Linked DNA regions of Homo sapiens: all the other regions are linked to region 3. A link is an interaction called in ENCODE POLR2A ChIA-PET data of the cell type or tissue named here. Cell type or tissue: GM12878. All regions are shown on one strand. Each heading gives the region's core, and the rest is flanking DNA. Links, peaks and the distances in the headings are about the cores only.

Region 1 (10,139 bases), core at 3,154-7,153, 88 kb before region 3:
TGCTCTGATAGGAGGTGGAGCTCAGGCAGTAATGCTCGCTTGCCCACCACTCACCTGGTGCTGTGCGACGCGGTTCCTAAAAGGCCATGGACCATTACTGGTAACTGAACATGACCCACTGGCCTTGAGAAGCTGACTGTAGAGGAGATGGATGTGCACGTAGCTATCAAGCCAGGATGAAAACAGCCACGAGAAGAGAGGTGTGATGAGGAGAAGGGGGAAGGGATTTCTGAGGAGAAATATATGAATTCTACTAGAGGGGCTTGAGAAGCCTTAGTGGGAGGGACAAAAGTTCGATCACTGTTATTAGCATGTGTTTGGAACTAGATGTAAATAACAATGGTTGTATACACTGAGGCCTGAAGTTGTCTTTTCAGAAAGACTGACACTCTGGAGCAGTGCTCTCCAATTGAACTGCATTGGCCAATATGGTAGCCACTAAACACAAGTGGCTTTGGGGTACTTGAAATGTGGCCGTGCAGCTGAGGAACTAATTTTTAAATTTTATTTAATGCTAATTTTATATTTAAACCTAAGCAGCCACATATGGCTAGTGCCTACCATACTGGATAGCACAGCCAGAGGAAACCTGCTGTCACTAACCCAGTATGGAGATTTCAGATAATTATCTTGATCACAAATCAAATCACAAAGTCAGAGACTTTGATTGGCTTTTGCTTTTCAGTATCATTAGCCATAAGTACTAGCACTGAAACATCCATTAGACACTAAAATACAGTAACTCATTAATTATGAAATGATGAGCGGTCAGTTAAATTAGTCAGTGATACCCTCGACACACACACTCATGCATAGATCTACATGCATGCACACATATCATGCACACATACGCATCACAGACACACAAACACTCACACACATTTCCCCTGATTGTTTCTTGAACTGGACAGAGGGAGAAATATGTTTTTGAATGGCTTGTTGTCTCATTTCTGAGACAGTGAATTAATGATCCTTCTCCTGGGAGCAGTGTCAGGCTGAGCAAAGAGTCCCTGATGGAAGGAAAGGACCAGCTTTGTCCTATAATAAGAACCCTGCAAAAAAGGGTCTCAGATGATTCTTAGTCTCCTCGTCTGTAAATCTGGGGATAACAATACCTCCTCTGTCTGCCTCAAAAGATAATATATGTTTATAAAACCTTCTTTTCAGGGAGGTTTTCCCAAACCAATATCTCATCTTTTTAATAAGCCTGCAGGACACTTCTCTTTCTGTGTTGACTATGGTACCAAGAGATATGATTATACATATTTTCTCCTTGATCTTAAATGCCCTATGGCAATCATCACACCTTTTTAGAGACCCACTTGAAAATTGCTATGTTTAAATTCTGCCCCAAACTTGTTTTAGAATTCTTCCTTTCTGAATCCCAACTGTATTCTGTTCAGTCCTAGGCTCTGCCCCTCTCAGCACGTTTGTCCTCTATTCACTGGGCTCCCCTGAAATGTTGTTTGTGCTTATTTTTAAGTTTTTTTTTTTTTTTTTTTTTAATGTGTTTGTGCTTTGTCTTCCATATTAAAGTGGAAACTCTCTGGGTAGAGGTGACCTTTAAACTTTATTGTCTTGAACTTTTTAAACTTAATTTTATCCAGTGCATTGCAGAGGGTGGCATTCATTAAATTTTGCAGACTGGTAGTAAAATAGAGGACTTGAGTCTTTAGGGCTCAGACTGACATTTTCAATGTGTACTCTTTGGTTATTTAGATCAGTGGATTCAAGCTGTATCATGCACGATGGTCTTTCAAGGAGCGTTAAAAAATTCAGGCCCCCATGCTCTACGCATGTGATTCACTAGGTCTGAGGTGAGGCACAGGGAACCTTAATGTTAAGAGGTAAATTAGGTAATTCTGCTGCCGGTGATCTGAGAACTACTCTTTGAGAAACAGTGGTTTATATATTAAGATACCATTTCTATGGACTGTACTTAAAGAAGACTTTTCTGGCAGTAGGGATCTTGCTTCTAAGCAGAAGTGTAGGTTTGTTGTTGTTGTTGTTGTTTTGTTTTGTTTATCTTTATTTTTATTTTTTGAGACGTAGTCTCGCTGTGTCACCAGGCTGGATTGCAGTGGCACAATCTTGGCTCACTGCAACCTCTGCCTGCCGGGTTCAAACAATTCTCCTGCCTCAGCCTCTCATATAGCTGGGACTACAGGCATGCGCCACCACACCCAGCTAATTTTTGTGTTTTTTAGTAGAGATGGGGTTTCACCATGTTGGCCAGGATGGTCTCAATCTCTTGACCTCGTGATCTGCCTGCCTCAGCCTCCCAAAGTGCTGGGATTACAGGCGCAAGCCACCATGCCTGGCCTGTTTTGTTTATTTTAGAAGAGAATGAGAGAAGAGTGGGAAATTTTGTTGGTAAAACATTTCTTTAAATTATCTTCTTAAATGGGTGGCATGGTCAGTTGGGTAATAGAAATATCTCATCAGAAAGAAACGGATAATGCATGAAATGATTTTATCAAACTGCAATGGTAGAAAATACCTATTCAGCCTTCACTCAGAGCTTGTTTGTCCTTATTTTAGGCTTAGTTTTAATAGGCTTGATGATCTGATTGGCTAGAGATTAGGAGCAGTATATGGAAGTCAAACATTGTCACTGGTAAAGGATGGCATGTTGACTGCAAATGTAATCACTGACAGCCTGAAAGTGAAGAAGGAAATAGATAAACTATAAAAATCAGAAGCAAGATCTTAAAGATCAAAATATAGGCCACTGGAGGAAACAAGAGTGCAGGGGTAAGCAAATGTAAGCATCTCAGTAGCTTCAGAAGCTGTTACTGTGTTTCCCCCAATTTACAGTAGCTATTTTTTGATCTTTCTACTCAGAATCTAAGTTCTACTAGGGCTGAGACCATGCCTGCCCCATATGATACTGTTATCTCCAGGACTTAATGTTGTACTTGACTCATAGAAGAGGCTCCCTAAGTATTTTCCTAGTAAATGGAAATAAATAAATGAGTAGGTTTGCTATGGTGATCTATGTTTATGATAATGACCCTGAGATATTTCTGATTAAAAACAGAGGCAGTTGGTTTTTTTGCATTTTAGATATATGTAATCTCAAAAAATGTTGGTGTATAAAGCCTTATTAAACATGCTTAATATATATTCATTCATTCCTCAGTGACCTCCTCTCTAACACTGCTGCACTCTCCCCTGCCTAGTTTATATTTAAATTGTCTTAAAATCATGGGATTTAATTTTCAGATTATAAATACTCATATATGTAGATATATACTAAAATATTTTGAATCATCTGCCAATGTATACTATACCATTGCTATGTAAACACAGCATCTTTTAAGGTCTTGAAAAATGTTCAGATAGATTTTTGTCTATAGATAGTAGAAATCTGTGTATACCAATTTGAAGCTATCTCTTTCTGTATAGCTAATGCTTTTATAGTTAATTGTTCTTTAATAGATCATAATGATTTCCTTGGGTCATGATATATTTATTAAAATAGGTATTTCAGCATGCATTCTAATTAAGAAAATGCATGTTATGTGTTAGGCAGACACACAGGCTCCATATAGTAGAGACAATAACGTTTAGATACCTCTAAAATGATACACCTGCTCTTCAAGTGTTTCAGATTTGTATCCCTAAAATCTGCCCTTTAATAGACTATTGTTAATTAAAAAAGGAAAGTTATTTTTGATATTCTACAAAACAGGTTAAATTATGCTTGGTTCCTTTGTACTTTGTTTCAAAACTGTGTTTTTAATTCGTTGTGTAGAATTCAGAATTTTTTTTTTTTTTTTTTTTTTTGAGAGGTGGTATCTTACAGAGTGGAGGAAAAGATGAGAGGAAGTCTTTTTCCATAGGTACATATTTGGTCTAAGGCAAAATTTTGAAATAGGGAAAAGTATGTTTTTGACAGTGACATCCTACCACTTAGCACCCTTCTCAACCCAGTCAACCTGAAGGCACCAAGTTATCCAAATTTAGTTCTTGGTCTTTGATTGCTATAGTCCATTCCAGTCTAAATCACTCCTTTAAATTTTTCTAGTTCCAAAGTCATCTGTATTTTCTTACCAATCAAAGGTCCCAGCCAACAATTATTTGAGTACCTGTTCTGATTTTGGCAATGGGCTAGAAACTATATAGAAATAAATGTGAACCCTACATCATGTTCTCAGAGAGAATGCAATCTAATATTGTTAATGGCAAGCATGACTAACTCATTTTACTGGAAAAGACAGAATATGCAAAAAACAGGCATAAACCAGATGAAATGAAAGTTCAGAGAAAAAGACCAATTGCATGAACCAGGAAAGGTTTTTCTGGAAAATGTGGACCTTGAGGATTGGTTAACATCTTTAGAAGCAGCGATGGGTTGGAAGATGGACATATGTTACAAGTGAAAGTAGGAACACCACATATGGCTGCCCAAGAGTTGGATTTTGTAAAATCGTGAGGGCACCATTCAAATAGAGTATGATATAAATGGTGGCATGAGTGAAAGTCAGGAGATGGGAAATATACAAGGTTAGGATCTGAGAATCATAAGTAGGAAGGCCTGGACCATGTTGTGATGGAACTTGAATGAAAGAGTGAAGTTGTTTTGCCCTGTTCTTTAGGTTGTTGTGCTAAAAGTCCTTTCAGACCTCTCAAACTTTGAGTTTCTTTGATTTTCTGTAATTCAGTTGGTAAGAGAGAGCTGAGGAAGATTTTTGAGTAATGGAGTGGCTTGAAATTTCAGAAGATGAAAGATTAGTTAGAAATACATGGGGTGAAATAAATCGAAAAGTTATTAGACTTTAGATATGTTTAAAGTGGTTCTGCTCCTTTAAGGCCATCAAAGTACAATTGGAGTATACATCATACCGATGCTCTAGGGGAGGTCACAAGAACAGACGTTTTTGGATTGGTCCTGAGCGCAGGTCCTCTCTGTTGAATTGCCCAGTGGACAGCCTGTTGATCACAGCTGTTTGTTTATGGGGTTTCACTCCCTTCTTGAGCTCCAGCTCCATGAATCGAGAGCCCCAAAAGGAGGCTTGTTAACAGGCTGCTGGAGTAGGGTAGAGGCAAAGTAGTGGGGCTCAAATTACAGAGGTGAAAAGGAAATTTATTCATTCATTCATCAAACCTTTACTGAGTACGACTCAGGGTAAGCAATGGCTTTGTGTGCTTTGTGTATATTCACTATCTGGTACTGTTTTATTGCTTTGACCCTTTCTTCCCCCAAATTCTCTAAAAAGTTTTAGATTTCTTCACAACAGCTGAGACTCTCTAGGGGTAACAGTAAGACTACTGGTAGTGCTAGAAGGCGACAACCCGGGGAAAGCAGCAGCTGGTTTTATTTTTGGTTTTCGTCAGGTGGTTGTAAGTTGAGAATTGCCTGTATTCAAACAATGTGATTTGGTAGTGTATACTGAACTCCCATAGAAATAATGGATGTAGTACAATCACAAGGATAGAAATGAACAATCTCCAACATCATATGCTAGATAGTAAACTTTTTAAGCACTTGGGCATGGATTAATAGCTTAAAGAGTATGAATATGCTACGGACCATTCACAGTTTCATTTCATGTAAGATGTAGGTCTTGCTTTGGTTACAGAGATCTGGCCATTGGTGAACTCTCCTGTGGAACAGTCATTGTTTTATGGTAGGTACTGGTTGATGCATTTGGGAGATTTAATTTTGGAGCTGACTAGCTTGCTGTAATTTATTTGTTTTTGTCAAGTTTTTAATTTATCACAAAAGCAATATTATATCACCAATAAAGAAAAGATGCATAACTATCTTATAGGCTTTTATAATGTATCAACTTGATTTTTAGAATTTTTCCTTGTATATTCTTTGATCTTTGCCCACATTCATACACTTGAAATAGTTATAATCATGATATTGATACAATCCTTACTTTCAAAATCATTTTTATAAACACTTTCATTTTGCATATTACCATATTCTGATTTTAATGGCTGCATATTTTTGATCTAATTTAATGGTGACAATTTTCTAAAAATCCCCTTATTGCTGAATATTCATTTTTTTTTCTTTTGGGGTTGTTTTTCAAAGGGAATGAATATTTTTTATCATACATGGTCCTCATTTTCAAATTGCTTCCCATTTTTATCATGATTGTGCCAAAGTAAAAATTTTGACTGCATTGTTGTTTTGGTTTGCATTTTAATAATAATTAAAGAGGTTTCTTTATTTGTTACATTTCTTTGTCTGGATTGACTTGGCATATCTTTTCTAATTTATTTCTTAGTTATTTTTTGAAAAGTAAGTTTCTATGAGCTTTTTATATATTTTAAATATTAATTCTTGTTACCTTATATCTACTTGGTTCTACTATTTCTCAATGTGATTTAATTCTCGTTTTGTTATTTTGCACATTTAAATGATATTAGCTTTACCTAATCTAGATTATCTGTTTCTGGTTAGTTTTTCATGAATGCCTTCAAAGTTATTTAAAAATTACAGTGATAAAGATAGTGTTGTTCTCTGATTATTGTTATTATTAATTTTTTTTTGAGACAGAGTCTCACTCTGTCAACTAGGCTGGAGTGCAATGGTGCCATCTCAGCTTACTGCAACCTCCACCTCCCGGGTTAAAGCAGTTCTCCTGCCTCAGCCTCCCAAGTAGCTGGGATTACAGGCATGTGCCACCACGCCCAGCTAATTTTTGTGTTTTTAGTAGAGATGGGGTTTTGCCACGTTGGCCAGGTTGGTCTCGAACTCCTGACTTCCAGTGGTCCGCCCCCGCCTCGGCCTCCCAAAGGGCTAGGATTATAGGCGTGAGCCACCACGCCCGGACTGATTATCATTTTTTATGTTGCTTCTTGGTCTACTGTCAAGTGGCTTGGATTCTTACGGACTTGTATATTCTAAAACCATGACCATGGTGGGGGGAATTAACAGTTTGAACCATTAATAGTTAAAGGGTCTATTATGTCATATAATTTTTTCAGATTAAATGTAGATTTATAGATTGATAAATTAGACAGTAAATGAAAACTATATGCAGGAATTTCTGAGTACAGTGAATCTGGCTAGTAAATTAAGAATTGTATTTAACCTCAGGTTTTAAAAACAAAAATACTTATATTTATTAAACACTTGAAAAACACTCCATGTTTGGAAATTATTTTTTTCCATGAGCTTTTGAGCATTTGTAACACTACTTTCCAGTGTCTTGCTTTTAAAATGTAAGTAATAGTACATTTTTAAATGTGAGCTCAACTCACCGGTCGTTTGCAGAAATCATTTTAGTGGGCCCCCGTATTGATTACCTAAATCATGCCTTGTTGGTTTTCTTTTTCTGAGGCTCAGATCTTATTGTGTAAACAGGATGCACTTTTGGAATTTATAGTGCATTTCAAGATTTTCTTTATATTGGTTTAATTGATCTTATAATTATTTTAAAATAACCTAAGTTATCTGGTAATAGTTTATTGGTAGATGGTTGAGCAGTATCTTTCTTAACTCTTATTTAGAGATGGGAATTCAATATGTCTTCCAATATTTCATACAATGGAGGAAGGATTTAAAAAGTGAATGAAAGGTTGTTTTCCCTTAGTTTAAAAAGATAAATTGTAATATCCAAAATATTATAAAGTAAGTGGGCAACCCAAATCATCAAGATAGTTAAGAAAATATAATTAAGTCGGTTTTAACAAATCTTAAAAGGAGAGGAGTCATACTTGTTAGGACAAGCTTATGCTAATGACATATCAGCCTGTGTTATCCCAGGTCAATAGATATGAAAACCACAGTTTACCCAGGGTTACTTAACTGATAATAATAGTGTGAGGATAACAAATTGAACTGATACAAGTAGAAAGACTAAGAATGATCTTCGGGATAAATGAAAACAAATGGATAATAAACTGATCTTGCTGAGTAATATAGGTTATGGTGTTATGCTTTAAAATATCAGTATTAATAGAAATATTCTTATGTTCCTTTGTTCTTTTAAAGGGTAAAAAGGGCTGTTTATCTTTTTTTGATCATGTCATCAGTTTCATTGGGTTGCCTTATTTTCATTCAGAAAGAGTATGGACTAATATCCATATTGAATTATGATTTAGACTTGAGTGTACTGGTAGGAAATTTATCAGTTGTGTGTGTGCAATAGTGCTTGGAATGAAATGTCACATTCACCTCTGATACTGCACCTACTGTGTTTTCTCATAGGCTTAATTTTGCCTTTTCAAGTTTGAGGTCCTGTTGTTCAACATGAACAACAGCTTTACAAGGAACTATGTAATTTACATTGTTAAAGGAAAGTATATGTGACACTGTAACCTTTTTACTCTAGCATTGTTTTCAAAATGTTAATTACTAATTTTTCCGGAAATGATTTTTAAAGGTAAATGTATAAAACAGATGGGTAAATAATATTTGGGGAGGATAAGTGTGACAAGTGGGGAACAAAAGTAGAATGTGTGTCCTCAAATTCATCTTTGTAATTTCCCACTTTTTCATTTGGAGGTACTTGCCAAATACGAGTTGAAATTCAGACAGGCTGAATTGGGTTTTTAAGTCTAAAAATGACTGGAAATTTGGGTTTAATATTGCTATGAAGTTTTGTGTTTAGTCTGAGGTAAGTGAGCTTGCTGCATCTCAGTCACTTCCTGCCCCCTCCATATTCCTCAGTGCATAGCTGTGTTCCATCTCTGTGTATATAGTGCAAAATGATCTGTCACTGTTAGGACACTTCTGGTGGAAAAGGTTTTCAGAGATTTATTTAAAGTATCAAATTGCTACTAAGATGGAATTTTTTTTTTTTTGCTTTGGTGCAATCATTTGCTTTGTTTTGGTGCAATCATTAGCAATAAAGCAAGAATGAAATGGATGAGAGAAATGAGTATCGTAGACTCTAAGAAGACATCCTTGTTGATAACACTCTTTAAAAAGGAGTCCAAGAGAGCACCACCATAGTGGTGATTTCACCTTTTTGTTTTGTTTTGTTAACCTTGATATCAGAATTAGTGTGTGAATTAATGGGAACCACCGGAGTCATTTTTTTTCTGCAATTTTGTACTGGTATATATGCATATATGGTACTGGTACATTAATTTATGGGGTCGAGCAGGAATGCATAATGCATTAGTATTATAACATAGTTATAACATTAATATTTTGTGGATTCTTCAATACATAGCAATTAAAACAAAATGATTGTACTCCAAGTACAGAAATCAGGGAATAGTTTCAATAGAATTTCAACTTAAGAGATATTTACTTACATACTGAGAGTCCATCAAAGTGAAGTCCAAGTCCAGGACACTGTATAAGTGAAGTACTATGTTTATTTCAGAGTTTCTTAAATTTATGCTTACTAACTGGCATAGATAAGAAGGGAAATGGTGGTTTAAAGTGTACATTCAATCAACAGCAAGGGCTGAACTATTGAAAATGTTGTGTTCTGTGTCCAGAAAACATTTTATTTTCACATAATTGTTTAAGTGTCTCCAATGAACATTTACAATATTTATGGGGGTATAGTGCTTGTGGTTCAGTTAGCTCAGTCTTAAGTTCTGTGCCTGGGTAATGGTGTGTTGTTTAGCAGTAATTCTGAAATTAATTATAATAAAGGAGAAAACACCAGAGAAAAATATCGGTTTACTGCTCCTAGTTTTACAACAAGGGAACACTGTTAGGAGTTCCAAAGTAGCGTTAGTAGTTCAGCGTTGAGATATTTTGTCTCCTCACCCCCCTGTCTCCAACATCCTGTTTCATCACAAATGTTTATCATTTTACTCATTGGTTCTCCACCCGTCTTGTGGGCTGCTGTGGTTGCTGTCACCCAGCCAAGAGGCTGGGGAATGCCTGTCCACAAGCAGTAAGGGGCATCTGGCTAGGGTGCTCAGAAGTTCCTGAGCATTGTAGTATCAGCATTGTGAGGCCATTGAGATAGGGAGAGAACAAGCCTATTTAAATAGCTGCCAGAACAATCAATACAAGCACCATTGTTGCTAGTCATAGTGGAAATATACACACTGTCTTTAGCAAAGAAAAAACTGAAGTGTACACCATTTGAAGATGTCATACTGAGGTGTTCTGAAAGCATCAAAAGAGAAGAAGAAAAATTCCTATCTAAACAATATTACTATCTTAAAAAGGCTATTCTATTTGAGTGGTTGTTAACTGTTTTAAA
Region 2 (10,139 bases), core at 4,062-8,061, 100 kb after region 3:
ACAAAATCACATAGAAAAAAATCCAAATAACTTTTGAACACAGTACTCTGACTATTCATACTTTGTGGGAAATATATTGAAGACAATAATAATTGGAAAAGAATCCTAAACTTTACCTAGTAGGTTTGTTGTGGTAATGGTATTGATGTTATAATTCTGAAATTATATCATATGTACTTAGTAAGTAAATAAATATAGTGATGTTTTGAGAACCATGGTTCTTGTTGTAGCAAAAGAGGGATATAAATATGGTCTGAAGAAGGTGAAGAGAATGCTGTTAAATTTTAATTCAAGATATCAGTATAGAGCAATGATTTCAGAAATTATACTTACTAAATCTATCCAATAAAAGCACACTGATTAAATGGTGCCACAGTGTAAATGAGCACATCTAGTACCCATATCTTGTTTTCCAAATGCTATTTCCCACTAAAGGAACAAGAGCTCCTTGGAGAAACGGCTGATTCTGGGTATGGGACTAGCGAAATAATAATTTTAACCTAGAATATCCAGTTGTGTCAGAAAGTGCAAAGGTAATCAAACACTGATGGGGACTTGACAAAAGACATAGGAGAACTTTTCCTTTCATCAATGATAGAGTAACAGGCACCTAACTGATCCCCCTGCCTTAAACAACTAGAACACTGAGCAGAAAGTGTGATACAATAATGTTAGACATTGGACAATAGACATCAAAGGATTATCATTCCAGAGAAAAGGAAACAAATGAAGTCAGTCCTATAATTGACCCAGATTACTGCTTTAAGGAAGTTTCCAGGCTGCAGTACAGGGGAGGGGGAACCCAACAGAGTCTGGGAATCTCATTAAGTTAAAGACAAATAGATTAGAAATTGGGGAGGCCAAGGCAGCCAGAGTTTGCAGGGCCATATACTAGAGAGAAGGGAGTTGCACAGAGAGAGCCCTAGAGATTTGCAGAGGATTGTCTACAGGCTTTAGCAGAGTGCTGCTCTGTGCGTACTAGAGGAGAAAATGTCCAAGACCAAGGAAAGAATTACTGGAAAGCAGTAGCCTGAAGAATTCCTAAAACTCACAGAGGGCTGGGAATAGTTTGTGTTTCCACCAGCCAAAGTGGGAAGACCTCATAACACATGGGATGTTGGGTATAGTTCTCAAAAGGATATTATTTTGGCAGTGGGGATAAATTATCCCTACATTAAATACTGCTCTTAACCCACCCCAACAAAATGTTTTCCAAGTAACACGAAAACAACTGATTCCAAGTAACTTAACTGCAAGGAAGAACAAGTTCCAATAATATTCAAAGAAATACAACAAAATACAGCACTGAAAAGCTCAAACCTCAGTGTCCAACATTAAACCAAAAATAGCTAGTCATGCAAAGAAGTAGTACAATATAGCCCATGTCTAGGAGAAAAATCAATCTATAGAAATTCACCCCAAAATGACTGAGATGATGAAATTGGCAGACAAAGACATTAAAAACACTACTATAAATATGCTTGGTATGCACCAGAAGACAAAGGAAAACATGAATATAATAAGGAGAGAAACAGAAGATACAAAAAGACCCAAACAGAAATATTAAAGATGAAAAATACAATATCTGAAATAAAAAGTGCACTAGATGCTATTAACAGCAGACTAGGCACTGTAGACTCAAAGGTTATATGAAGACATAGAAGTAGAAACTAACCCATGAATCACAGAGAAAAATGACTAAAGAAGGAGAAGAAAATGACAGAAGAGAAGAGGACCAGGAGAAGAGGAAAAGAAGAAAACTAAGGACAACAGCAACAGCAAAATCCAACAAAACAAATACAAAAATAACAATAAAGTTCCATGAGCTATTTGACAGTGGCAAGCAGTATAATATACATGCAATTACTTCTATTACAAGAAGGGAAAGAAGAAGCTAGAAAAAAATATGAGGAAATAATGGCAAAAAAATCTTCCAAATTTGATTCAAACAAACAAATTTACCTATAAACCCACAGATGTGAGACGTTCAAAGAACCCAAACAAAATAAATCTAAATAAAGCTACACTAAAGCATAGTACATTCCCATTATTGAAACTAATGCTAAAGAAAAAAGATGTTTAAAGCAACTAAAAAGTAAAACATATTATTAACAGAGAAACAAATGTAAGAATGGCAGTGGACTTATTGTGAGAAATTGTGCAAGCCAAAAACAGTGACATTTTTTAAGTACTGAAAGAAAAAATATGGATCTAAAATTCTATAACCAGCAAAAATGTCTTCTAAAAATGAAGCGTGACAAAATTGCTTTTAAAAATGAAAACCCAGACCAGTTGCGGTGACACACCTGTAATCCCAGCACTTTGGGAGGCCAAGGCAGGATTGAGCTCAGGAGTTCAAGGCCAGTCTGCGCAACATGGAGAAACCTTGCCTCTACAAATATTAGCAGGGCATGGTGGTGTGTGCCTGTAGTCCCAGCTACTCAGGAGGCTGAGGTAGAAGGATTGCTTGAGCTCAGGAGGTCAAGGCTGCAGTGAGCCAAGATCACATCAAAATCCAGCCTGGGAGACAGAGTGAGACCCTGTATCAAAAAAAAGAGAGGGAGACAGAGAATTCATTACCAGCAGACCCGTGTTAGAACAATGTTAAAGTTCTTCAAGTAAATGCAAAATACCAGGTAGACATTTAGATCCACACAAAGAAATGAAGTGTACTAGAAAACGAAAAATATGAGTAAATATAAGAAAAATTTTCTCATTTTAATTTCTTTAAAAATAGTTGACTTTAAAGCAAAAATAATTATTATTGTATTTATAAAAGTATATAGAAGTAAAATTACATGACAACAATAGCACACAGGGCTGGAGGGGAGATATGGATACGTGCTATTATAATGGTCACGAACAATTTGTAAATCAGTATAATGTTATTTGAAAGTAGACTGTGATAAGATAGCTATGTATATTGTAAACACTAAATCAGTCACTCAAAACAAAATAAAGCTGAAATTTCACAGAAGCCCCTTTGACCACATTTATGGCAATTCAAACATCAATAAAAATAATCACGGCAATGGCACATTGATTTAAAAAATATCACCAGGAAAGAGAGAGAGAAAGAAAGGAAAAGTTTTATTTTGTTTGTTGGCTTTTTTAAAAACCAAGTAAAGCCAATTAATATGTATAGAAGAAACAAAAAATGATAGACTTCAAAAATCATCACTTTGTGGCCAGGCGTGGTGGCTCATGCCTGTAATCCCTGCACTTTGGGAGGCTGAGGCAGGCAGATCACAAAGTCAGGAGTTCGAGACTAGCCTGGCCAACATGGTAAAACCCCATCTCTACTAAAAATACAAAAATTAGCTAGGCATGGTGGCGCATGCCTGTAATCTCAGCTACTTGGGAGGCTGAGGCAGGAGAATTGCTTGAACCCAGGAGGTGGAGGTTGCTGTGAGCCGAGATTGTGCCACTGCACTCCAGCCTGGGTGACAGAGCGAGACTCCGTCTGAAAAAAAAAAAAAAAAAAAATCAACATTTTGTAAACCTTAGTGGATAAATGATAAATGAATGATTTATACAAGGATAACTAAGAGATTCCAAATCTATTGGTTGAAAGGTTTTTGAGGAGCTGAATATTCATTAAGTTTCAAAATTTTACCCCACTGAATATTATTTATTAATTACAAAGAAAAGAAGTTCCTTTTGAATGGAGAGATCTGGCAGAAACCACCTTAAACAAGTAATCAAACCTGGTATCACTCCTGAGGGGACAAATTGGCATTATGTGCCACTCGATGAGATGCAATGAGACATACATCAACTTTGTAATATTCTTGCCACACTTTGAAAACCTGAATATAATCATGAGGAAAAAACAGGACAACTTCAAAATGTGAGATAGTCTCCAAAATAACTGTTCTGAATGTCAACATCAAGAGAGACAACAATAAACAAAATTTTAAAAAATACATGGGAATCGTTCTCTATTAAAGGATACTAAAGAGATATGACACCTAATTGCAATGTGGGCACCTTGACTGGGAAACTGAGGATCTCCAACTGTGTCTTCGTGTTGCTAAAAAGGAGTACCTGAGGCTGGGTAATTTACAAAGAAAAGAGGTTTATCTAGCTCCCGATGATGCAGGCTGTGCAAGAAGCATGCTCCAACATCTGCTTCTGGTGAGAGCTTCAGGCTGCTTCCACTCATGGTATAAGGCTAAGGGGAGCCCAGTTGTGCAGTCATTACACAATGAGAGAGGAAGCAGGGGTGGAGGGCACCAAGCTCTTTTTAACCACCAGCTCTCCTGGGAATCAATAGTGAGAATTCACTCACCCCGCCTCCAGGAAGGCATTAATCCATTCATGAGGGATCTGCCCCCATGACCCAAACACCTCCCATTAGGTCCCACCTCCAACACTGGGGATCAAATTTCCACAGGAGGTTAGGATGACAACATGCCAGCTATAGCAAAGTATAAACAGCTTGCCCAAGGTCACAAGCTTGTGAGAGGTAGAAACAGGAGACTAAGTTCGTTGTGATCATGTCCAAAGCCTGAGCCCTCTACTTTTTTGTCAGCATTCATGAATTTTCACAAGACCCCAAGTTTAGCTTGTTAAAAGTTATGGGAAAACTTGGAACAGTAATCTTCCGGAAATGCCACTTTCATAATTACTCTTCATTTCATTGGTTGAAGACAAAACAACAGGTATCCCAAATTTCAGGCAGCTTGTTCGTCTCAGACCACAAAAGTGACAGGTGATTGACTCCCTTCTAACGGGAAATTACAGGTAAATGGAGGCATTCTTTAGACCTAAAGATAGATCTAGAATATGAAGTCGCTCTCTCAGCCTCCAAGGTTCCAATCATAGGCACCTACATTTTAGAAACCAGGAAGGAAGTGAGTTAATGTGAAGCAGAGAAAGCAATAACACAAGAAGTAGAACATTTAACAGGAACAAAACGTGTCTGTAACCCCTGTCTCCATATTTAGCTCAGCTACCATCCATCATTTGCAGAGGAAAGCATGAAAAGCATCAGGTTTGTGTTGAAAGGGGAAAATGTGAGTGGCATACTTGGTAGCAAGGCTTGGAAGTGGGAGGCAGTGAAGAGCTATATATTATACCTGGAACTCAGGCATACTTGTGGCAGCTTCAAAAACAGATTTGAGAATAAGAAAGAGCTAAAATTTTAACATAAGCTGAAGCCTTTTGAAGTGTGAGTGAATGAAATGAGATGTGTGAACATGCACAGACCCAGTCCTTCTGTTCATCCCAGGAAGCTCCCAGCCTGCGGATCCTTAGATACCCGCAAAGGAAAAGACCTTCAGAATGAGGACACACTGTGGGCTTCCCTGTCTGAACAATGAGGCCACTAAGGAGATGTGTCAGCCTACTGTTTGGCCAGTTTTAGATCCCAAGTGATGGGGCTTCCTTGGGTCCATGATGGAGCAGCCTGTGCTGACAGGGACATCTTTAGACATTCACCGGCAGGCTCACAGTGTGATTAGATCTGCGAAACACATTTGGCTCTTTGTCTCTTCTTGATGGTTGGTTGCCTGTCGTTCTCAGCATTACTGCGGGAGCTTGGAAAAGCTAGAGCTGGCATCCCTGCAAGCTTTTCCTGTGGGGGCTTCATTTAGACTAAATCTCCCCTTGGAATTTCATTTCCTAGGGGATCCAAATTGGAAGCCAAGTTGTTAGATGCAAAATCATCCCAGTTCTCCAACATTTGGGCATTCTGTATAATTCTGACGAGAAGCCCGTGCAGGGAGCATAGAGGTAGCATATGGAGAACAAAGGCTCTGCATGTTCAGGAAATGGGAACATTCAATTCTTACATGTGCAATGCCTGATCCAAATATTAAGAATTGTGTTTCTTCCTGAAATTCAGTAGCCTCAGTTCTTGTGGAAAAGAATTTCATACACTATTCCCTTAATATAATTATTCCTTTGTTCATTTCTTAAAGCACTGAAGATAGTACTTTTAACTTTTCCTTATATTGCCTTCTGACTCCTCAGATAATTTCTGCTGTGCCCCAGTTGTTTTTCTATTGAGATTTCCCCAGCTGCAGGCATGGCAAGGCCATGCCATCCCCACTGTGCTTTCCTTAGAGACCATTTTGCTTTGGAAATGCGGAAATGGACACTTGCCCTTGGTCCCACGCACATGACTGATGAAGCTGGGAGCAGACTTCATAATTTCTGACTCCTGGAATTATTATCATCTCATTGCCCCACCTGCCTCAGAGGAGCTCCTTACCACCCCCTACCCCACTCCCCGACACTCCACAGAATATGCCTTCTGTTAGCTCCTGCTAATGAAAAACAAACAAACAAACAAACAAAACCGCACAGGTATTGAGGGTGTGATGATATTCATAGGAGGATAAATCCACTTCCAATTTCCCTCCCTCAGAACTTTGGCCTCCCTCCCAGGGGCAGATTCACAGCTGTCAGGGCTGTGGAACACAAGCAGTCCAGGAGGCTGAGCAATTGCACTCTCAACCAAGTCAGGCTGCCAGGCTGCCATATTTTTGTAACGTGCTGGGCTCTGTGAGGAGTTAAGTGAAGGGAATGCTTGCTTGCTGAAAGGGTAGGCGATTTGGACATTGTCGGCAGGTGATGAGCAGCATCCCCTAAAGGGGGTTGGGACTGCAGCATTTGAGCTTTCACCAAAGCTAGCAGAGGTCTTTGGAGTTTCTTTTGGCTACTGGAAATTCAAGTGTTATAAAGGGATTCAGATTGGGCTTGGTGGCTCATGCCTGCAATCCCAGCACTTTGGGAGGCCAAGGTGGGAGGATCCCTTGAGGCCAGGGTTTGAGAACAGCCAGGGCAACATAGTGAGACCCTGTCTCTACAAAAAGCAAACAACTTAGGTATGGTGTCATATGCCTGTAGGTCCCAGCTACTTAGGAGGCTGAGTGGGAGGATTGTTTGAGCCCAGGACGTAGAGGCTTCAGTGAGCTGTGACTGCACTCCAGCCCGGGCAACAGAGTGAGACCCTGTCTCTTATGAAAAAAAAAAAAAAAAAAAAAAGGATTCAGTTGAGAAGAAATATCCATTACCAGAAGAGTCTCCTTTCTCTTTACCTGGAGACAGAGGCTGTGAGAAGAAGCAAGAGGGATTCCATTGGGGACTCATAAAAAACAATGGCATATGAGAACATTCTCTTTTATACTCATGGTGGTGAAAGATAGGTGTCTTTTCAGTGAGAGGTTCAAGTCTTCCTGAGAGATGGGGGTAAAATTAGCTGCTCCTAGAAGTGGAAGCAGGGGTCATGAGTGAGAGCTGGGTGGTTACCTTTCAGGCAGAATTCTGGAGACTGTTTCACGCCGAGAGCAAGACCCACTGGAGTAGTGAGGCTTTGAGGGTTGGAGCATGGCAGCCACATGCTCCTAGCACGGTTCTGTTGGTGATGTGGGTCACTCACCACTTATGTTTGCTGAGAAAGGGTGCTCTTCAAACAACAAAAAGTGATCTGACAGAGCATCACTTTAGTTGATCGGGACCCAGTAATCTTCCTTTCCCTCTCATTCTTCCTTCCTTATCTTTTGGGTTCTTTTGAGAACCCTCTGACTCAGTGGTCCTTGACCTTGGTCATATATTAAAATCATTTGGAACATTAAAAAAATACTGATGTCCAACTCTCACCTGCGGAAATTCCTAATTCTTTTCAGTTGAGTCTGGGCAGCAGTATTTTTTAAGGCCCCCCAGGTGATTCTAATCCACATCCATGATTGAGTATTGCTCCTAGTCATTCATACTGCAAACCAAATACAGATTTAAAGCTTAGGAGAATCCTTTTCAGCATGATTCTGTAGGTCCATGTATATCTGCATGAACAAAAGATTCTGATCAGTAAGACCATCCCAATTGGCTTTAGTAGCTTTCTTCACTAGAGTTTTCTTGACCAGATGCAGTTTGCATTCTGTTCAGAAGCCTTGCCACAACTCTATGAACACTTTTAACAAATATCAAATATACAAGAAGCTCTGAAATCTACTGGCTTATAAGGTGACTTGCCATCTTGATGTTTCTGATTGGAAGCTTTTTACAAGGACCATTTAGGATTCATGCTGCCTCTTTACTAGTGAAAATGTAGGCTGAAGGTTACCAAACACATCCAGAAAGAATTTCCTTTGGCTCAAGATTTCAGTCCTTTTCTTACTCTCTCATTTGCTCAAGATTTCTTGGGACTCATTATAGGATGGAACAATTCCACTCCCACATTCTCACTTGGCATTTAAATCCTAGGTTGTCATCGAGACATATCCTAATCACTAATGCATGCAACAAGCACACCAGTATTGTTTTTTTTTCCCTTTCTCCTTGTTGTGTGGTGAATAGAAAATGTACAGTTGGGGAATCAATCAACCTCAGTTCTAGTTCCAACTGTAGCTAAATAGCTATGTGACTGTGGGACAATCTTCATTTCTTCATGAGTTTCTTACTTGTAAAACAAAGGAGTTGGACTAGAATCTCTGGTTTTCAACCATTGTTGTTTTCTTTTTGTTGCTTAAAGTGAGAGTGCCCTTTCTTCAAAAACATTCTTTCTGTAAAAGTCAACATGTAAAACTGATGGTCAGAAAGCTGAATTGTTGTGGGGCTTTGGGGTCCCTGAAATCTTCTGAGTTTCCTCATTTTCTCCTCCTAAAGCTACTCTGCCCTTAAAGGGGTTCTGTAGGACCCCTAGGACAAGACAAAGAAGATCTAAAAAATACGGGCTAATTAGTTAAGGTATTTTCTGCTGTATCATTCTCCGAGTTTACATGCATCCACACATGAACATATGTGTGCACATGAACATATATCCACAGGCACACAGAGTTTGATTGATTGGGCTCAAGAGGTAGCAGATACGGTCAGACTAGGAGGGATCAGGATTTGGAAACTAGGCATATTCACTACAAAGAGAGGGGTTCTTGGAGCAGGCCCTTGGAAATGCATTGTGCCTGCTTCTAGGGACAGCAGGGAGTAAAATGCACTATGCCATCCATAGTTTGGCAACTGGCAGGTGCTCAATGGTCTGCTGGCTCAAAAACTTGTAGCAGATGACATCCCAAAGTGGTGACTTCATGACTGGAATTCTGGGATAGCATCCTGGAGAAAGATCTGTGAGGAAGCAGGCTTGAGACAGCTGGTTACTCAGGAAGTCCATGATCAATGGAAGTTCACTGCCATTGGAAGAACCATTCCTCAGGTCTCACATATCCCACACAGACTGGTAACTTCCAAGTAAGTTATACATCCTTTATAAATAGCAATGATACATAGCATGTCTCATCATCTCCCCTGGACCTTCAGGATATTTCCATGATTTTAAATGCTTATCTGAGGGACAGCTGCTTAGCTATCAATTGATACTGTTGTCTCAAAAAAGATTTCATAGGATTTTCTTTACCCCATAAGAATGCCCATTCCCAATTCAGAGGGGATTTCAAAAAATAAGGAAATGACTTGGGGTTAGACATCCATTTCCTTAACACAGACATATTTAACTTTAAGCTTGCTGAATCTTAGATATTGGTCTAATATGTCTGGGATCCTCCTAACTCCAAGTGAAGAGGCCTAAAATTTCTCTATTTTTACTGGAAAAAAAGAGAGAGTTTGACTTTCAATGCCATACTTTTTTTTTTCTTCTTTTTTTTGAGACAAAGTCTTGCTCTGTTGCCCAGGCTGGAGTGCAGTGGTGTGATCTCGGCTCACTGCTACCTCTGCCTCCCAGGTCCCGGTTCAAGCAATTCTCCTTCCTCAGCCTCCCAAGTAGCTGGGATTACAGGCACATGCCACCATGCCCAGCTAATTTTTGTATTTTTAGTAGAGACAGCATTTCTCCATGTTGGCCAGGCTGGTCTTGAACTCCTGAACTCGTGATCCACCCTACACGGCCTCCCAAAGTGCTGGGATTACAGGCGTGAGGCACCGCGCCTGGCCCACCATACTCTTAAATAAAATCAAAAGCCATCTCGAGACTATTTCTTTTGGAACCTTCCTATGCATCAGGCTGCATAGTCTGCAGAGTGATCCGTGCCATTCACGTGATGAAACCATTGATAACTGGCGTTATTCAAATAAGTGAGATATCAGTCAACACTGTTTAATATGGTGTTTAGCACCCTTAAAAACAATTAAACCCAATGGATTTCAGGCCAAAACAACAGTCTTGGAAGATCACTTTAGTT
Region 3 (10,139 bases), core at 3,556-7,555:
TTTGTCCAATAAGTTTAAGAAATGGATCATGAGCAAAAATGTGAAAAGGCACTTTCTGAATCTTCCTTCATTCTCTCTGGCCTCTGTGGCCATTCTTCCTCCTACTTGACCTGAATTTTAGTGTCGGGTAGGGAAATGCCTTCTACCAGCTCCAGAGGTGTGAACTATAAATGTATGGACTTTATTGGTTTCAAATTGCAGAACCACCCCTCCCTCACCCCTAAGATGTGTTATCACTCACTGGTATTCAGCTATGGTTTTGTAGCTGGCTGAGATGGGGCAGAAGATTTCCAAGTTGGTCAATTAAGGGTGTAACTGTTGCCTCCCTAGCCTCTGGGACTGGATCTGAGCCATTGTGTTACACGGCTACGAGGTATTAGGCATAAACTTTGTGAGATTCTGAAGAAGAGTGGAAGCAAAAAACCTGATGGAACTGCTTTGGTGACAGTCTTGAAGGAGAATTGGTTATAAGCCAAGCTTGATTTGGACCTTACGAACACACAGCTGGGGAGGGTCATTGCTGCCAGTATTTATGGGGCCTCTGGGGCAAGAGTTCAAATGGAGGCCCACAAAGATTCTTCATTTGGTCAGTGATAAAATCTTTATTTGCACAGAACATGAAGTTGCAGGGATTTCATCTGACCAGTTCACGTTGTGGATTTGACTAGAATAATTTTCTGGCTCATTTTTATTGTTTTGAACAGTAATTAAATCTTTATTAAATAAATAATTTCTAATGTCCTGTTAGTGAATTTTATATGGGTCATGCTTGACAAGTCTGCTTACTTTCATTATTTGCAGCTTTAAAATTTAAACAGACTGACTCTTTTCAGATTTTCTACTGCTTCTTAAAAATCTCTGCTTTTTAAGTTTTTGAACTCCAAAAAAGCAATTATATATACTAAGGTGTCAACATGTACTAATTCTCGGGACCTAAAGGATTTAAGCATGTAATGTAATTGTATTCAACATATACAAAATATTAGTATATTTTCATCATATATGTAAATTAGAATAAGTATAAAAATGTTTTAAATTAAGCTATTTAAAAAAAGGATTTTTCTTACAAAATATCCAAAATCACATGTTAAAACTGAAAGGTAAATAAATCTATATTAAAATGAATGAATAAAACATTTAAAATTCAAAATTATTTAAATGCTGCTGAAGCTTTTTAATATTTTTTTGAAATTGAATTAAATCCTCAGCTGTTTTTACAGAAGCAAAACTATTCACAAGTTTGTTTTTAGTGTCCATTTTAGTTGCTAATGTAAAGAATTGGCATCATGCTTCATACAGGTTACATCTTTACAAATTTAAGAATAAGAATTGTTTAATTGCGAAACACTCTTCAAGTGCCATGTGCAATTGTTCCAAATGCTGCTCTAATTATTAACGATTCTAGAACCACTGATCAGAGCACGAAGAGAAACCAGGAAAGGGATGCTTGGCATGGTTACACTTGTTATGCGAGAATCTGTTGCGTCCACACCATCTGAGAGAAATGACTCTTAAGTCTTTTCTTTTACCTAAGCATTAATGCTGCTTGAATCTTCTCTGCTTTGGAAATGATGTCTAACTCCACACTGCAATGTCACAATCCACGAACCTTCAGGGCATTCCAACTCAGTCACTCTTTGACTGGTGCAAAGAGATTGGGCAAGAGAAGCATTTCCCTCGGGGCTTAAACCGTTGTCGCGGGGTTTAGGGTTACAGGACATCTGGATGCCTATGATAAAGGTGCTGTGGATTTTTCAGTGAATTTATTTGTGCTTGTTTGTGATATGCAGGCTTTCTAAAGTGTGGGACCCATGACAAGGACCCCTCTTTCCTGGAAGTATGGACTCTGCTGTCTGTGGGGGCAACTGGGCATTAGGATTCTTACTGAGGGCGCCATCTGCAGAGGCGGCAGAGGGGTTCCTTCCTGAGGACGCTAGGGGGAGCTGGTGCAGGAAAGAAGCCATGGCAGATGGTGTTGTGACTGGCTGTCAGACTGCCTGTGGGCTCTTGTAAGTCTCCCTTGCTGGAATCCTAGATATACTTAGTTGGGACTTTTTAAGGGGACTGGAGGTCCTGTGTGAGCAGGTGGGGCTGGAACAGGAGCTGTGGTTAATTGGTGTTAATGTCACTTCTTATGTATTTGCCTGTAGGCTGGTAGGGCTTGATAGTGTTTGGGTAACTCATTTCCAAGTCAATAAGTGTTCCTTCCCTCACTTGGAGAGGGATGAGGAAAGACACTTCTATCCTGTAAATCTGTTTTTCTCCACACAGTTGGAAAGAATAGGAATTGCTTTATTTCTCTTTGTGAATCTTCTCTGTGGAGGGAGCCAGGGACACAATGCAATCATTGATCTGAGATAATGGAATTATAAAGGGATTTATTATTTACCTAGGCTGGGGCTCTTAACCACAAATGGACAGAATTCAGAAAATTTGGTTGAGAAAAAAACTGTTTCATTAATCTCTAACTGAAGTTTAGCACTTCCTTCATTATTCATGTAAGCAACAAATGACAGTAGTTTCAGCAGTGTCAGTGATGTTGTCACCAATAGAAATCACAGACAGTTTCATATCACATTACCATTGTGATTCATATCTCAAAGTGTCTTTATGATTATGACTACTCCGAATTATGGTGAATATTAGACCTGCACTATATCTTGTTTTTAATTATTAATAAAGAATTATGTATATTACTATCAACAAGTTTGCTTTGAAAGTTATTTTGAGATACCTATATTCATGGTAATTGGTTTCCTTTGTAATCCAGTGTAGTTTAAAACATTCTGCTAAGAATGAGCCCACAGGCTTCATCAGACTGCCAAGGAGGTCATGGCAGCCAAAAGACTCAAAAGGTCTGATGTAGACGAAATCCTGTGTTTTACTGCAGATTAAGGCTTTAGAGTGTGAGAGTTACTTAAGGTCATATGGTGGAGCCGGAATTAAAAGTAGCGTCTTTCCTGCACTGTGTGGCCTCCTGGCACCTCAACCCTGGTCTTAGTGCCAAGGGAATGAGTGCCTTTGGCTTCTTTGATGAGTACTTTGATTATGACGAAGTCCAAGCCAGCTTCTGTCTTTGTTTGCACTTTGCTGGTCTGTGGTGGCTTTCTCCCCACCCCTGCTTTCCAGGCCTGGAGGTGGTGGTGAGGTGTGGTCATCTCCAGCCATGCCTGCCTCTATGTCCCATGGCATCACAAGGCATGCTGTCCTGTGACAGCTAGGGGATAGTCAACAGAAACAATAGAATATTTAGCCTTGATTGCTTGACCTAGTTTTGGTGGTGGTGTTTCAAGCAATGTGAGTATTATCAGGGGAAATCTTTCAGCCAACCCAGTGGGCTTTGTTAAATTAATTTAGGAACTCGTGTCACATTATTTCCTCCTCACTATTAGGCTAATAGATACCTGAAATATCAACAGAAAAATATACAGTTAACAGCTAGCATTTAGAGTTCACTTCCTCGTGCCATTTTTAAATGCTGTATAATTCTGTTAACAATATTATTTGTATCCCCATTTTCTGGATGAAAAGACTGAGGCACGGAGAGGTTAGGTAACTTGCCTGAATATTTGTATGTCTGGCAAGTGGCAGAGATGGGACTGAAAGCAAGTATTCTGGCTCCATGGTCCATGATCTGGGCCACTATGCTACATGTCCAGTTATTACTTTAATGCTTTAAGCCATAGTTGTCCAATCTGTCTTTCTTTGGTTCGGGGTTAGACTACGAATGAGTGTATCTGGGATGAAGAGCCTTTGGATTTTTTTTTTTTTTAAATGTAGTCCTAGGAGGAACTCTTCCCAGTCTGCTGGAGCTGTCTCTGAAAGGTACTATGTCATTTGGTTCAAAGTCTGTTCGGCTTTAATCCCTTGCTTGTATATATTCAGGCAATATGGGGAAGGAAAAATATGTTCATACCCAAAAAGTTTAGTAATGCTGCAAAATGCTAGATTTGGATTGACTCTGGCTCCATTTCAAGGACATGACAGTGCCTTGATCTTTGCTTTTGAAGCCTTCTTGTCAGCAACATTGGCAAGTACACCTTTGAAAATTTATATCTGAATTCTTGTGTTTTGAAAAAAAAAATGTTTGTTAGTGTTTCTCTTCTTGAACACTGGTTGATGCTTTGCCAACTAGTTAAAAGTCTGCAAATCTGAGTGCTGGCTGAGAAGCTAAGCTTGCTATAACTAGTTATCCCCAGATGGCCAGATTCTGTTATGTACCACTTTTATAGATGCTCAGTGGTTGCCTACATGGGGTTATGAGGTGTACTGTTCCACTTGTTTTTGCCAGGCATGCACAGTACATTATTTGATAGGCTGGGACAGATGGTATAGCTCAAATGAAAATGATGAGGGAGAAAAGAAAGTGAAAAAAAAATAGAAAAAGGGCATTTGATTTTCTAATTCACATTTCGGAAGTGAATTTTAGCGTCTGTGATTGACTAATAAATGCAGTGTTGCTGTAAGACTTGAATTCATGAACGTCTGTTTAAACAGCTATAACTGAGTAATCAGCAGGAAGCAACCTTTTCCTTCGTGGATGCTGTCCCAAACTTCATGGGGTCTCCTCCAGATCTGAAAATGTTTGGGCCATTGAAAGACATCAAAAATAGATCTGGATATTTCAGAGTATGATATACCACCACCAATACCAACCAAAACAGAAAAATCCCAATTATATTTTTAAACTGGAAGAGAGGGAGGGGAGGTGGTGAGGATACAGAGAGAGAGAGAGAGAGAGAGAGAAGAGAGAGCGAGCCTGGTAAAGTAGTGGTGATAAGGACAATTAATCAGTCTTCGTACAGCTGCTTCCTGACATTTCTGCAAATTGTTGTGGAAAAATTAATGAAGGTTAGATCAGTAATAGTTTCAAGCTTGGCCAGTGGAAAGTATGACAATGTTTCCATCAGCAATTAAATCGGGCTGCTTTCTTTTTTCTATAGGGGAAGTGGTATGATGTATGTTCCCCACAGGAAATGGAAAACGGCAGCTGAACTGTGTGTGAGCCCAGGTATGGAGGAGCATTTGGGAGTGCTCCAGCCGCCTCTCCTTGATTAGCACCACAGATTTGCATTTTTCTGCTGAAAGGATTTTGCTATACAACACGCCGAAATCCTTCCTTTAACAGAGAGTGAGAATCTTGGGATTTTATTGCACGGACATGGATGTACTGTGGATCTAAGCTTTGGGAGCCAGAAAGTGGAACTTATGACAAACAGAAAGTGAAACTCACCTATCTAATTTTATTTTTCAAGCTGAAGGTAGTTCAGTACAGGCCCTGTTCACATCCTGTGTAACCCTATGGGATTTTCCCCAGTATTAGTTAAAAATTTTCCCATAGGGTCACACAGGATGTGAATTAAAGTAAACACTTAACAAGCATGATGAAAAGGAAATTAGCTTTCTAAATGGTCCTTTCACTGTTAACATCCTGAATAGTTATTAGAAACATGGGAAAGGGTCACTTCGGTGTCTCCTTATCAAGTTGTTACCTTATAGTAGAATATATGAATCTTCTTCCCTGTTATATATGAAATGGATTTCCTTGTATGTGAAACTTAAATTTACAAAAGTATTTTTCCTTTTGGAAAACATTAAAAAGCTTAGCAGAAGTTTGTAGATTCTTGCTTCATAGCCTTTTCTGGGGTAGAGGTTTATAAACCCCTTTAAGATTCATAAAAGCTCCTGACTCTTTTCCCCAGGAAAATGCACATAGACACAACATTTTGCAACATTTTTGAAGTTTTGCATATCTCTTACATAGACCTTGAACCCCAAGCATTTTTCTTTTTTTCCCCTTTTTTCTTTTTTTAAAATTTGAGACAGGGTCTCACTCTGTTGCCCAGCCTGAAGAGCAGTGGAGTGATCATAGCTCATTGCATCCTGGGCTCAAGCAACCCTCCTGCCTCAGCCTCCCAAGTGGCTGGGACTACAGGTGCACACCACCATGCCCAGCTAATTTTTTCCTTCCTTCCTTCCCTCCTTCCCGCCCTCCCTCCCTCTCTCCCTTCTTCCCTGCCTCCCTTCTTTCCCTCCCTCCCTCCCTCCTTTCCTTTCTTCTGTCCTTCCTTCCTGACAGGTTCTTGCTATATTTCCCTGGCTGATCTTGAACTCCTGGCTTTAAGCAGTCCTCCTGTCTCGGCTGCCCAAAGTGTTGGGATTACAGGCTTGACCCACCTTGCCTGGTTCCTGGGCATTTTTTAATGGACTGGGTTTTAAAAGCTTTTTTTTTCTTTTCTTTTTCTTTTCTTTTTCTTTCTTTCTTTCTTTCTTTCTTTCTTTCTTTCTTTCTTTCTTTCTTTCTTTCTTTTCTTTCTTTCTTTTCTTTCTTTCTTTCTTTCTTTCTTTCTTGTCTCTCTCTCTTTCTTTTTTTTTTTGACAGAGTTTTACTCTGTCCCCCAGGCTAGAATGCAGTTGTGCAATCTTGACTCACTGCATCCTCCACCTCCTGGGTTCAAGAGATTCCCAGGCCTCACCCACCCAAGTAGCTGGGATTACAGGCATATGCCACCACGCCTGGCTAATTTTTTGTGGAGACGAAGCTTCATAATGTTGCCCAGGCTAGTCTTGAACTCCTGACCTCAAGTGATCCACCCGCTTTGGCCTCCCAAAGTGCTGGGATTACAGGCGTGAGCCACCGTGCCCGGCTTTAAAAGCGTTGTATGGGCAGATAGAAACTTACAGCTACAACCATAAACTGTTAATCATTATAAGTAAATATTTCGTAAGAGGTAATTTTTAGGAAACTTTAAGTGCAATAAAGATTATTTCACTTTTCCACCTAAAGAAGGCTTCCTTGCCTTTAGAAGGGAGCTTGTACATTGGACAAAACATACAAAGCTGTGTTTGAAGCTGGCTGTGTGGCATTCTAGCAGGTGACTTTAGTTGTCCTGCCTCAGATTCACCATGTCTAAAATGGTGGCAACAATGAGGTAATTTGTCACCTGTGTCTGGCAAATAATACATGCTTCATACACATCCCTTCCTTCCTCCTTTGAGATTTAGTTTATTTTTATTTTACTTGTTTTTTTTTTTTTTGAGACAGAGTCTCACTCTGTTGACCAGGCTGGAGTGCAGTGGCGTGATCTTGGCTCACTGCAACCTCCGCCTCCCAGGTTCAAGTGATTCTCCTGCCTCAGCCTCCCGGGTAGCTGGGATTACAGGCATGTGCCACCAGGCCCAGCTAATTTTTGTATTTTTAGTAGAGATGTTGGCCAGGCTGGTCTTGAACTCCTGACCTCAGGCTATCCCCCTGCTTCAGCCTCCCAAAGCGTTGGGAATTGCAGGTGTGAGCCATCCTACCCAGCCAAGATCTACTTTAAGTGTCACTTTCTTGCGCATCATTTTACAATTCTTCAAGGCAGATTCTTATCTTCACTTCCTACTTGGTGTTCTTCCGTTGCCTTGTCAATTTCTTTACTCTTAAAAATTGTGCTGTCATTCATTATTTACATCTCAGAGTGTGAACTTTGAGGATCTTGTACTTATTAGTAATGTTATATTTATCTCCATGCAAGTTGTGTCCAGCATAGTACATAAGACACATGGGCATTTCCTGCTTATTAAATTAGTAATAATAGTCCAATGCTTATTTGAAATGAAATAACTTAGATTTGGCATTGTGATTGTCACTTCATGGTGTATATGTGACTGCTGGTCGTCTCCAAATGAGATCAAATGATCAGCATACAGCCAAAGTGAAATTTAGTGAGAGAACAGAGCCTAGAACTGAAAGTGTGTTTTTTCTAGCATTGGCTACAACCATAGAGTATTCTAAGCTGGAGCCACAGTATTTTAGCCAGAGCTTTCAGTCAGGTTAATTACCAAGTAATTTTTTAAGAAGGTACTATTACATTTCTAAAATATATAGACCTAATCTCTGAGACTCAGAGAAGAAAATTTGGGCCCTCCAACCTTAGTTTGTATTTTAGTCTTTAGAATCCAGGATCAAAGGATAGCTTGAAGAACATACCTATCTGCCTTATTTTGTATTGTTTCTTAAGTCCTCTCATGCCCTTGCTAATACAGTTCAAGTCGAGTTGAACAAAAGTGTGTCCTGTCCTCAAGGAGCTGTCATTCTTCAACACCCACTCCTCCCCACTTTGAGAGAGAGAGATAGCGTGTTTGTGTGTATATGTATATGTACACACACACACACACACACACACACCCTCTGGTGCTATTACAAACATTTTTATAGGGAACTTAAATAAAAATTCATATAGAACCAGAATCTATCTTAGTATTTGAACAACTCATTGGCAGTAAACTCAGTTCCTTCTGTACAGGATTAATGGTTTCCAAGCTGTAAATTATGATTTAGAGCCTTGTGCATTAAGATTGACTTTGAGCCAGGGGAGGCTTGGAAGAGGACAATGTATAGTTTGCTTTAGGAGGTCTTGGAGCACATTTGTGTGGGGAAAACAGCAGTGAGTTAGAGTGAAGAACGAGAAATGCCAGACGCAGGGGATGGTATCTGGTAGTCTATGTGTCCTGTTGTGCAGAGTGCTAGGAAATCCAAAGCGACTTCAGAAGTAGAACTGTGGATTCTTAGCGGTGCTAATAGTGTGAGTTGAGTGATGAGGAGGTGGTCGTAGTTGAAATAGGATAGGATAACAGAGCTCGTGACCATGAGAAGTAGACAAAGAGATGAATTAAGGAAATATAAGGAAGGAAAAAATATATTCTGGAAATGGGCTGAACTGGGGGCAAAGAACAGTAGGGTTGAAGATTTTGCTAAATAAATCATTGGCTGTGAACTCTTGGCTCTCGTGAGATGCATGACCATTCCCTTGCTCAGGCATTTCCACCTCCTGGAAAGCCTTGTCTTTGCCTGTCAGAATATTCAAGCCCTAATTTAACTTCTACCAGCTGCATAAATATTTGTTTCATGACATTAGCTCATAGCAATCTCTTTTTTACTGCACTCATGTACTACTATTATAAATGTAGTAGCACTTAATTGATGTTTAGAGCTATAATTTAAATTTTCACCTGCATGCTTTGTGTCTCCAATAAGGTTCCAAATTTGTATAGAATTGGGTAGTGTAAAAAAAAATCCTCTCTATTGTCCAATACAAAGTTATGTGTATAGCAAGAACTTGGTATGTTATCAAGAGTTTTAAAGGATATTGAGTTTCTATTATGTCCCCAAAACTTTACCAGATGGCACAAAAGAAGGGAATTATAAGACGCAGTTCTTATTCTTAAAGTACAGATAATCAAGTTGGATATTTTGTGCAGAAGACTAGCAATTTGTGATTCAAGAAAGACTCTTGTGGAGTCATCTAAATTATCTAGAATTAAACAAGACCATGCATGTGAAACGCTTAGCACAATGCCTGACAGATAATGAGTACTCCATAATCACTTAAGAGGATCACAGTTATCATTATTAATATTAATGTAATAAGTTGACTAGGCTTCCTGAGCCACCATGCCCAGCTTGAAATTCATAAAGATTAATCTATGTTAGAAATGTCAAGTTCTTTACCTTTTGTTTTAATGGAATCTGGTTTTAACATCTCAGTCTCCCTGGAATTATTCATGTAAAAGGCCTCAATGATCTATCAATTGGCAATTTCAGTAGACATTTAAAATTTTCTCATTTAATGTGACTTTTCTATTGTGTTTGAACTTTCTCCTCCTTGAAATATTCTACTCCCTTGGATTTCTTGACTCCAATTGCCCCTGGTTTCTCTGCTACTTGCCCGATTACTCCTCAGTCTCCATCATTGATTCTGTCCCCCAATCAGCCTTATTAAATGTTGCAGTGCGGTGTTCTGTCAGAGGGCTTTGCTGTAGTTTGAATGTGTCCCCCCCAAAGAGCAAGTATTGGAAACTTAATCCCCAGTGCAACAGTGTTGAGACCTAAGGAGAGGTGATTAGGCCACGCCTTCATGAATGGATTAATGCTGTTATTGAGAAAGTGGGTTTGTTATCTTGGGAGTGAGCTCCTTATAAAAGGATTAGTTAGCCCCCTTTGTCCCTCTCTTGTGCGGTCTCTTGTCTGTCTTTGCCCTTCCACCATGGGCTGTTGCAGCAAGAAGGCCATGGCTTGATCTTAGACTTCCTAGTTTCCAGAACCATGAGCAAAAAATTTCTGCTTGTTATAAATTACCCAGTCTGTGGTATTCTGT

Evidence for each region. Peaks named below come from ENCODE experiments on the same cell type or tissue, not always from the same donor. Only the 100,000 strongest peaks of a DNase experiment are listed, where the experiment ranks them.
Region 1: POLR2A ChIA-PET joins it to region 3 with 6 read pairs; 4 of 35 experiments call an interaction of 5 or more read pairs at or near these places.
Region 2: POLR2A ChIA-PET joins it to region 3 with 6 read pairs; 3 of 35 experiments call an interaction of 5 or more read pairs at or near these places.

Annotation. Positions count from the first base shown.
Region 1 is chr6:142,902,505-142,912,643 of GRCh38, reverse strand. The region is part of intron 1 of HIVEP2 (HIVEP zinc finger 2); the gene reads left to right. Among named protein-coding and RNA genes, the nearest start is that of HIVEP2, 38 kb to the left of the region's middle. RefSeq lists enhancers at 1-620, 5,018-5,307. In GM12878, for the core only: no CTCF peak of the experiment used is centred there; no DNase peak of the experiment used is centred there; H3K4me3 peaks cover 1,496 bases; H3K27ac peaks cover 1,763 bases.
Region 2 is chr6:142,710,468-142,720,606 of GRCh38, reverse strand. No RefSeq gene overlaps it. Among named protein-coding and RNA genes, the nearest start is that of HIVEP2, 230 kb to the left of the region's middle. In GM12878, for the core only: no CTCF peak of the experiment used is centred there; no DNase peak of the experiment used is centred there.
Region 3 is chr6:142,814,905-142,825,043 of GRCh38, reverse strand. The region is part of intron 2 of HIVEP2 (HIVEP zinc finger 2); the gene reads left to right. Among named protein-coding and RNA genes, the nearest start is that of HIVEP2, 130 kb to the left of the region's middle. RefSeq lists an enhancer at 4,869-5,338. In GM12878, for the core only: no CTCF peak of the experiment used is centred there; DNase peaks (open chromatin) are centred at 4,347, 4,973 and 5,143; H3K4me3 peaks cover 1,426 bases; H3K27ac peaks cover 2,616 bases.